Linked DNA regions of Homo sapiens: all the other regions are linked to region 2. The links are chromatin contacts, found by Hi-C or POLR2A ChIA-PET in ENCODE. All regions are on one chromosome and are shown on one strand. The core of a region is the stretch at or near the end of the contact, and the rest is flanking DNA. Distances in the headings are between cores, read along the strand shown.

Region 1 (3,058 bases), core at 188-2,687, 290 kb before region 2:
ATGTGATGCCTGTGGATGCCTGTTACAGCATTAACGAGAGGGGGTGTTTAACCCTTCTCATTTTCTGCTGCAGGGAAAGATGTCACTGGGCTGAAGATGACAAGAAGATGTTTCCCAGTTGCTCACAAACCCTTTCCTCTGTGTTGTTCCCATCTTTACCCAGCTCTCTCTGCTGTCTCCCATTGTTAACTGGTCCCTGAATGCAGCAGCTGGAGGCATAAACTGCCTTTTTTTTTTTTTTCCCGACAAAAGGCATCTTAACACGGGCTTTGCTGCTTGAGTTTTCATTCTTCCCATGGTGTGGGTTACATCAACAAATTCTAACTCCTGGGCTGAGAAGGAGCCAAGTGGAGGTGCTGATGGAGCAGCATGCAGCATATGCCCTTATTTAACCTGCCAGTCCTTATCAGAGTGCATGTGGAGATGGCTGGGGTCATCCTGCCATGCTGCCCATCAGCAAGTCCCCAGGGCTGATCCTGTTACTATTAGGAAGTGGCCGTGCTGAGTGACGAGACACCTGGCAGGTCTCGCTGACGTGTCTAGCCCCATTCAGGACACCTTTTCAGCCTGACCAGTTGCTCCAAGGTGATGACAATTCAGATAAAATTCTTGTTCACAAATTCTTTAAATCAACTGAAGTAAATTCCAGACTATTGCCAGAAGTGAGGGTGCATTAGAAATCTCTGTGTAGCAAGCACTGGTATTTCTCATTGAGCCTGATAAAACTCAGAGCATATGGCAGGGAATCAACCACACATTGGACTTGAGATGTATTAGAACCATCCTTAAGTAGAGCCTTCTTTGAGATTGATTCAGAGTCTTGCTAAAGTGTTAATTTGCAAACTTACTCTTCTAACTATTTAGCAAAAGCGAGGGAAAATTTATTTATTTATATATTTTTACAAACAAAGGTTAATCATGTTGGATAATTTTTTTCTTTATAGGAAGGCAATCAAACAAAAGCAAAATTTAGAAGACTCTGTGTTCATGTTTGCACATAGATAACAGGGCCAAATCTGCCTCAAAGATCGTATTGATGTGATTCTTCATAGCCAGCCTCTCTCACCTTTATTCAGTGCGATTTGGGAACTACTGTATAATATTAAACTGATGGAATTGGCCCATTATGTCAAAGGACATCTGTATGTACACAGTTATTACCACACTTTTTTCCTGGTATAAACTCCTTAGTAAGGACAAGGAGCCACAACATCATGCTAATTTTTAAAAGCATTTAGATGGTGAAGCCATTATCTGTGATGGTGAAAACATGTTGGTATGCATTTAATGGTTAGGACCCTTTATCTGCAAAGGATACTTACAGGCCCAGGGCTCAGGAAACTCAAAAGGAAAGCTCCAGTTCCCATATCGAGTTGCTTGCCAGCCCTTTGGTAAGCCTTGGCAGGCTTCCACCTGTGTCCTGCCCTGGTCTGACCTCCAGAGCCTGTCAGTGCTGGCACCCTCTGAGTACGAGATGGGATGAATGGCCAGCGGCTAGTGCCATCTGAGACTTCAATCAACTTGATACCAAAGGTTAATCTCTTTCACGGGAATCACCTAATTTGTTATGGCCTGCAAGTACTTTCTAGCAGAAGCCTTTTTTCCTATGACGCCGTTTGGCTCATATGTTTAGGTATGCCTCAAGACCTCTAATAGTGTCTAAAATCTCCTGTTTGGGGAGTAATCCCTTTCCCCCTTTTTACATAGATCTTGTTCCTCGGTCTTGGGCAGACAGCATTCATGGGATTCTCTAGTTTAAGATCTTAACATGCTCTGTTTCTTGGATGTTTGGAAAATGTTTATTTGAGAGACAGAGACAGGAATGCGTTTTAGACTTTCATTCCCACTGGGCACAGAGAAATCTGATAGTGATAGAATCTCACAAATAGCTTGAGATATTCCATATCCCTCAGGAGGAGGCTGTTGCGATTTTTATCAATGAAACCTGGCTTGCTCCAGTCCATCTAAGATGATCAAAATGCTCACTCAGAAAAGCAGAATGTTACGTTGGCAATTCCCCTTTCGCACAATAAAATGAGCATGTTTTCTTCACCTACTTTCCTTTTCTTTCCTACAGCCTTCTCCTTCCCTTGGAGTTTGATGGGGTCTGATGCCCTTCTGACCTGGGAGGCTGTTTGAGGAGTTGACATTGCCTATGGGGGCAAAGAGGGGAAATGGGAGCAGAAAACAGCCTGGGATGGCCAATTGCCTCCTTTATCCACAGAAAATTGAAACACTTCAATTAAAAGGAACCATTAGAACAAGAGATTTCCATCTATAGTGTTGTCCCATATTACCAGAATGTGTTAGAAAGATGCTCCAAAACACCCGAGTAAATGTTGCCAGCATGATTCTTGGGGCTGGTGACCCTGGGTCTCAATCCCATGTCAACAAGTTACTTGTCCCCGAGTGACCCAGGGCTAGTCTCTGAGCCTCTTTAAACTTCATTATTTAGTAACTTTAAAACGTGAGTGACTGGGCCAGGCACAGTGGCTCACACCTGTAATCCCAGCACTTTGGGAGGCTGAGGCAGGACGATCACTTGAGACCAGGAGTTCAAGACCAGCCTGGGCAACATGGTGAGACCACATCTTGCTAAAAAAAAAAAAAATTAAGAAAAAAAAATGCTGCCATAGCCCTGTGGGAAGTATCCAAGATACTCCAGTCAGTAAAGGTCAGGGTCAGTTATTTGGAGGTGGAGCAGATGACAGGGCTGAGCCTACACAGCCAATTGGTCAGTTCCAGGGGTCTGGCAGCCAAGAGCTGATTGCATTGGTTTCAATTTTGTGCTACTGAGCAGTGCCTCATGGTCCAGTTTTGGTGCAGTTGAATTTGTGGAACTGGCTGTATCTGAATCTGAGGATTTAGCCCCTGCTGGCTGCTGTAAACATGTCCCTCTAGTTACTGAGCCACTGGTGTGTGGCTTCTTGCCTAATTCTGTACACCCTAGGGATGGCTTTGACCCTTAGCAAGGTGTCTTGGAGAGCTGGATTTCCAAGAAAGACCTCAGAGCTGGAAAGGGCCCTGGATCTTGCATGGTGGCTTTTCTCCAATAATA
Region 2 (2,965 bases), core at 32-2,531:
ACCCTTCCCAGTCACATAAGCCAATTAACTCCTTCTTTCATTCAAATTCATTTCAGTTGGCTTACAGTTACTTGACTAATCTTGTCCAGCCCCTTTAGAATCCCAGTCCTTGGTCATCCATACTTAAAAATACCATCTTCTCCAGAAGGAACCCAACAGGCACATATATTCTCTTGGCACATTAGCAGAAATTATTCTCTCAGATAACCTGGTTGTCACGGAGTGATGACAGAGCCCAAAGGAAATGGTGCACACCATAGGAAGATCTGGTAGAAGACAGGTAAAGGAAAAGACCTGGGTCATGGGGGAAACAGAGGAGGGAGGGTGGAAGGAAGGTGTAATGTTGAGTGAATGAATGTTGCGGGTAGAAACAAACCATTACAGCCCTAGACATCGAGAGAAAAATGGAGGTTAAAAAAAGAGAGGGGAGGTCAGGTGCAGTGCCTCATGCCTGTAATCCCAGCACTTTGGGAGGCCAAGGTGGGTGGATTACCTGAGGTCAGGAGTTTGAGACCAGCCTGACCAAGATAGTGAAACTCTGTCTCTACTGAAAATACAAACAAATTAGCCAGGTGTGGTGGTAGGCACCTGTAATCCCAGCTACTTGGGAGGCTGAGGCAGGAGAATCGCTTGAACCCGGGAGGCAGAGGTTGTGGTGAGCTGAGATCACGCCACTGCACTCCAGCCTGGGTGACAGAGAGAGACTCTGTCTCAAAAAAAAAAAAAAAAAAAAAGGGGAGGTGGCAGCTTCTCAATTCTACCTCATGCCTCTCCACTCCTACTAGGGTTTTCAGTTATTCTTGACTCTCATAAATCTCGATAATGTATTCCAATCACAGTTCCTGGAGCAGGTGGGTCAGCAGTGGGCCCATCCTAGGGGAGGGAGTCCACCTATTCCTGGATGTGCTCCGTGAGCTGCTGGGAGTGGGCACGGACAGAGTGCCCACAGCTTTCTGGAACATCCCACGGTAGAAAAAGGAGAGCCACAGAAAAGCAACACAAAACAATCTCCTCGTGCAGTTTGCTTATTGTTGGAGTTTGAAATTCTGCCAAGTGCTCATACTTCTTTGTTGTCAGCAGTTTAGTTTGAGACAATAGAGAAAACAGCTCTTTTGGCTTCTACCTAAACTTTAGCAGAGAAAAGAACAGCTTCAGAAGTTGAACTCAAATGGTCTTCTTACCTTATTTGCCCTGACCCTGAGTTGCACTGTGCTAGCAAAGAATGGAGAACATGGGGCCTGGAAATGCTGTGTTTATGAGACGAGGCTTGGGCTCACACATTCTCTGAGTCACAGCCTCTGGAGTTGGTGGTGATTAAGTAGGGATGTGGGAGGGAAGCACTGTGCCAACTTGAGAACCCCCTTTTTGGACTCAGCATTTTAACCAAACTTGAAAACTCAAATCTTTCAGCTTTAGGAGTTTATTTTCTCTTGGAAAATATCTGGATCCTTTTTATTTTCTGTACGAGGGAAGGAAAAGGCCAAGAATAAAGATGACAGGTTTATTTGGACATAAAATCATTGTTGGACAACTGTTTTTTGCTGAGTTAAGTGTCAAAAATGTCTGTAATTTACAGAATAAATTTTCCTGAAATTACACAGGGGGTGGTTAATTGACAGCAAACTGCTTGAGCTGTTTGGCTGTGGCACTGTTGTCCTTTCAGAGAACTTGGGTCCCTCCCTTCCAGTCCAGAGCTTCTGGGGCAGAATATTTATTTTGAGCACCAGGGTCTGACCCACACCTGCTCAAATCTTCAGTTCCCAGCTTTGCCTAAATGCCCTCATTTCTGAGCAACCATGAGGCTAGCTTCTAGTTTGTTTGTAAGATCTGCAGGCATCCATTTTGATGGTGTCATTGATAATTTTGTATGTGAATCTCAAAAACACTTGTAAAGAATTTGAGTTTTCTATGGCCTGGAGGGGAGGGAAGTTGTATCCTCCCTATTTAGTAAAGATGACTGACAGCTTTCCTGTATATGGCAGGCTGTCTGTCGATTGGTGGCTTTACATCTTAGAGGAGGGCTCTCTGGAGTTTTCCATTCCTATATCTATGGGTTCTGACCCATGGCTGTCTCACTTCCCTGTTTTCTGGCTGGTTTGGCAGAGATGCCTTATTACATGGGTCCTATCTGGAGGCCCAGAACAGCCTATGAAATTTTATGTCACTGCAGAAAATGGCTTCTTTCAAAATAACATTTTACATAGCCTGGCTTTCTTAATTAATGTGCTGTGGGGAGTTTTCTTAACTCTTACTTGTTCATTGGCTTTCTTGTGCTGGTGTAAGGACTCTACATCATCATTAATTGACATTAATGACATTACTTGACATTTAGGTAGCACCAGATCCACCTTTAAAACCTGAGGATAAATTATAATTTGTTGTAATACATAAGGAAGGAAGAGAATCTGGAAGGAGTCATGAAGCACAGGGAGTGAGACCTCCCTAGAGAAGCTAGCGTAAGCTTTGATTCTGCCTTAACAGGATCCCATACATCTCAATGCAGAAAGAAAACAGTTTCCAGGATGTGGCACCAGGCTTCCCCACACAGGGTCCTGTGGCACAACACAGTTTACTGCTCCATGCCACAGGGTCCCTCGCTGTAAGAGCAAGAATTGGGTCCACTCAGGGCCCGTCAGGAGGGAGAGTTTTATGTTCATGGTATTCAAGTGTTCTGACGTGGGAACACTATGGGGAAGTTCCCTTCCTCTGATATCAGACAGTCTGTGAAGAGGTGAAAGCTCCCCAGTGAGCAACCTTTCCCCAGCCTCTCCTGACTGAAGTGGAAATGATGTCTGAGCAGAATAAGCCAGTCGATGAATTCATTCTTTGAACTTCTCTGACTGGGAAGTGGTTCTGAGACTTTGAAAATCTTCAAAGATCTCAGCTCATGAAATCAATAGTTCATTTTTTAAGTTGCCAGAGTTAAGGCAAGCATTCTACTCAGAAAAGAGTGGGAAGGTCCTCC
Region 3 (2,927 bases), core at 246-2,745, 370 kb after region 2:
AGATACTAATGTCATTTCTATTTTACTGGTGAAAAAATTGGAGCATAAAGCTTTTAAATAGATTGCTCAAGGTCACGCAGTGTGACAGTTTACAGTAGCATGCAAATTTTTTGACACTCCTCTCTTCAAAAAGTGGAGTATAATTTTCCTTCTCCCTTGATTTGAACCAGACTTAGAGACTCAATTCTAATAAAAAGCATATGGTGGAAGTGAGGGCATATGCTTCTTAGGCTAGGATGTAAGACACTACTCCTTCTACCTGGCATTCTCATGGATTTCTCACTTTCAAGGAAGCCAGGCATCATGTGGTGAAGACTCTCAGGCAGCCTGTGTGGAGGCCCACAAGGGGAGGACCAAAACCAGACCAACGTGTCAGCCATGTGGATAAGCCACCCTGGCAGTGGCTCCCCTCCTGCCCCAGTCAAGCCTTCAGATGACAACAACCATGATAGCCCCTGAGGCAAAACTGCCCAACTATGCCACTTCTGAATCTCTGACTTAGAGAAACTGTGAAATAATATTGTTTTAAATAACTAAGTTTGAATAATTTGTTCTGTTTTCACAGATAACTAATACAGCTTCTAAGTGGCAAAGTCAAGATACCAATCCAGGGGGGTCTGAAGGCAGAATCTACACGTTACTGCTATATCCTCTCCTGATACTAAGGAGATTATCAATAAGCTCACATTCTGGCAATACATGTTCAGTAAATGTTTTATCTAAGCTGCAGCAAATTCTGATGTGTTTTTAGACACTTAGAAATCAATAATGCACATGAGCTACATAGTCCCTTCTTTCATTGGTTGTTATGAATTAATGCTGGTCAAGGCCTTTTGCCCTATGCTGCCTTTTCTAGGCTCTAGGCAGACACTACCTTTCCATTACACATTACTTCAGAGAAGCCTGTTACAATTATAATTAGTCAGATTATAGCATCCTTTAGGGTCCTTCCTGTCCTGAGAATACACCATAGTCACTTTACCCAAATTGGATATGTATTAAATCTATCAACCTCAAGTATTAACTATTTTTTATAAACTATTCCTTTTAGGCTGGGAGGAAAATATAAGTAACTCATCTCTTAGACAGGATAACTTCTGCACATAGTTATTTCCTATAATGTGTTGATTAGGACTGCTTAACTCTCAGAAGATTGACTCTTTGCTGCCACCTTGCTGATACCATGAATGTTAATGCCCATGGCACTGGGCTTTGCACAGAGTGGATATTCAGTAAATGGGTAGTTCTTGTTTCTCTCCCACATATGCAGTTAGGAGCACATTAGTCTTCCCAGAAACTGTTAGACTGCTGTCAGTAAGTAACCATTATTTGACATAACCCCACTGGCCGCAGCAAACATACATTCCCTACTACCCTTTTTTCAGTATCAAGGAAATGGAAATAACTACTCAGAGAGTTAGAAGGCACATGATGAGTAATTTCCTAGTCATTTAGAGTCAGACCAGATGGCCTTAAAGATACTCCAACCAAGAAGAGCTAACCTGACTCTGCGATTGCAACACTGGTGATCCCTCACCAGGAAAGATGCCAGTCTCTCTGCTGCCCCTCCTGTGTGTTCTTCACATGGCAGCCTTATTTCTGTTCTTAAAATCCAAAGCAAAGTTCAAGTTTTCCACCAAGTAATACAAACCTGGCCGGTTTCTTCTCCTGGCCTACCTCATCTTCCAACAACTCTCACATTTTTCAACCTAATAACATTAAACTTTATGTAGTTTCCCAAGTAGCTATCCTCTCCAGCTCCACACCCCCTTCTAACCTAGTTAACTCTTATTCTTACAGGAATCAGGTTATGGGTCAACTCACCTGGGGTATCTCTCTCCCATGCCACCTGACCTCTGCCCTCGTTCCTTGCTCTTCACTGCTGGAGTGGACACCCCCCTCTGTGCTCCAGGATGACTCTGAAAATAGCCCCACACACTGAATATGCTGTGTTGACACTATCTATTTGAATGCTTATCTCCCCTACTACATTATAAGGCCCTGCCAACAGTGGCAGGGTCATATTTAACCTTGCCTTCTCAGTGTCTGGCAAAAAGAAGGTGCTTAATAAATTAGATAATGTATGCAAAGTAGTTAGCCTAACACTTGATGTAGCAAGTGTTGTTGTTAATTTGGTGATGGAACCAATTGTTACTTCTCACCTATCTACAAGCCAAAAAGCTGTTTTGGTTTCTTCCTGGTAACAACTAAAGAGAGAAAAGCTGAATGAACAAAAAAGAAAGCAATAGAAAAGACACGTAGAAATCAATTAAGAATCTAAAGACACTAAAAATAAGCAATTAAATAAACAAAATCAAATGAGACTAATGAGAAAACTAAACAAAAGCAAGGGGAATTTGACAAACTTTCCTAGCAGCTAGATAGTCCCCACTACAAAAGCAGCTTCGACAGAAGTGGTAAATTCCCTATAACCTGAGTCACTAAAGACCAGACCAGACAAACCGCTTGAAAGAATACAGCAGTAGACATCAGGGTACTGGCTGAATTAGTGGGCTTTTTTCATCTTCAATTTCTCTGATTCATTCATAAAATATTTATAACAGGGCTGCAGAACATTTGTTACATCTTTTCCCATTTGTTCTCCTTCATTTTCCAAAGGAAAAGTGTACAGTATTAATATTTACTTAGTTAACGTTACCAGGCAAGGGGACTGTGCAAGATCAGAAGGGCTAATATCTAACAATAACAATGGAGAAGACAGAGACAGCTATTTTACTGGAAACTTTTTTGACAAAACCTGATTATTCTGATTAGGTCTATATTGGAAATAAAAAACTTAGGGCAGATTGCTTCTGGGTGTTTGTTGATTTATTCTTTGGATAAAATTGGTCAGAATAAACTTCCTTAAAATAACAACCACACATAGCACACAAGTTGTATCCTCTTGCTCCCCTTCTGCCTACTCC

What was found. A loop is a pair of places that touch in the nucleus more often than their neighbours do. ChIA-PET counts read pairs that join two places held with the same protein, here RNA polymerase II (POLR2A). Pooled maps may share reads with other maps.
Region 1: a loop to region 2 is called in a pooled map, with 2.0 times the contacts of the local background. The contact joins two enhancer-like sites. A Hi-C loop is called at or near these places in 1 of 168 maps with a recorded cell type or tissue (endothelial cell of umbilical vein) and 2 of 50 pooled maps. POLR2A ChIA-PET finds 5 or more read pairs at or near these places in 2 of 52 experiments (B cell and PC-3).
Region 3: a map of endothelial cell of umbilical vein shows a loop between it and region 2 (4-fold over the local background). The contact joins two enhancer-like sites. A Hi-C loop is called at or near these places in 1 of 168 maps with a recorded cell type or tissue (endothelial cell of umbilical vein) and 4 of 50 pooled maps. POLR2A ChIA-PET finds 5 or more read pairs at or near these places in 1 of 52 experiments (activated CD4-positive, alpha-beta T cell).

The regions. Positions count from the first base shown.
Region 1 is chr13:40,439,835-40,442,892 of GRCh38, reverse strand. All of the region lies in intron 6 of LINC00598 (long intergenic non-protein coding RNA 598), which reads left to right. Among named protein-coding and RNA genes, the nearest start is that of LINC00598, 40 kb to the left of the region's middle. Within about 2 kb of position 1,437, at least 21 of the 41 ENCODE cell types and tissues checked have a DNase peak (open chromatin) inside an H3K27ac peak, as active enhancers do; they include endothelial cell of umbilical vein, where a contact is called at or near this core.
Region 2 is chr13:40,148,032-40,150,996 of GRCh38, reverse strand. All of the region lies in intron 1 of LOC124903162, which reads left to right. Among named protein-coding and RNA genes, the nearest start is that of LINC00332, 32 kb to the left of the region's middle. Within about 2 kb of position 1,281, at least 8 of the 41 ENCODE cell types and tissues checked have a DNase peak (open chromatin) inside an H3K27ac peak, as active enhancers do; they include endothelial cell of umbilical vein, where a contact is called at or near this core.
Region 3 is chr13:39,776,244-39,779,170 of GRCh38, reverse strand. It overlaps a transcript of COG6 not described here. Among named protein-coding and RNA genes, the nearest start is that of MIR4305, 110 kb to the right of the region's middle. Within about 2 kb of position 1,495, at least 2 of the 41 ENCODE cell types and tissues checked have a DNase peak (open chromatin) inside an H3K27ac peak, as active enhancers do; they include endothelial cell of umbilical vein, where a contact is called at or near this core.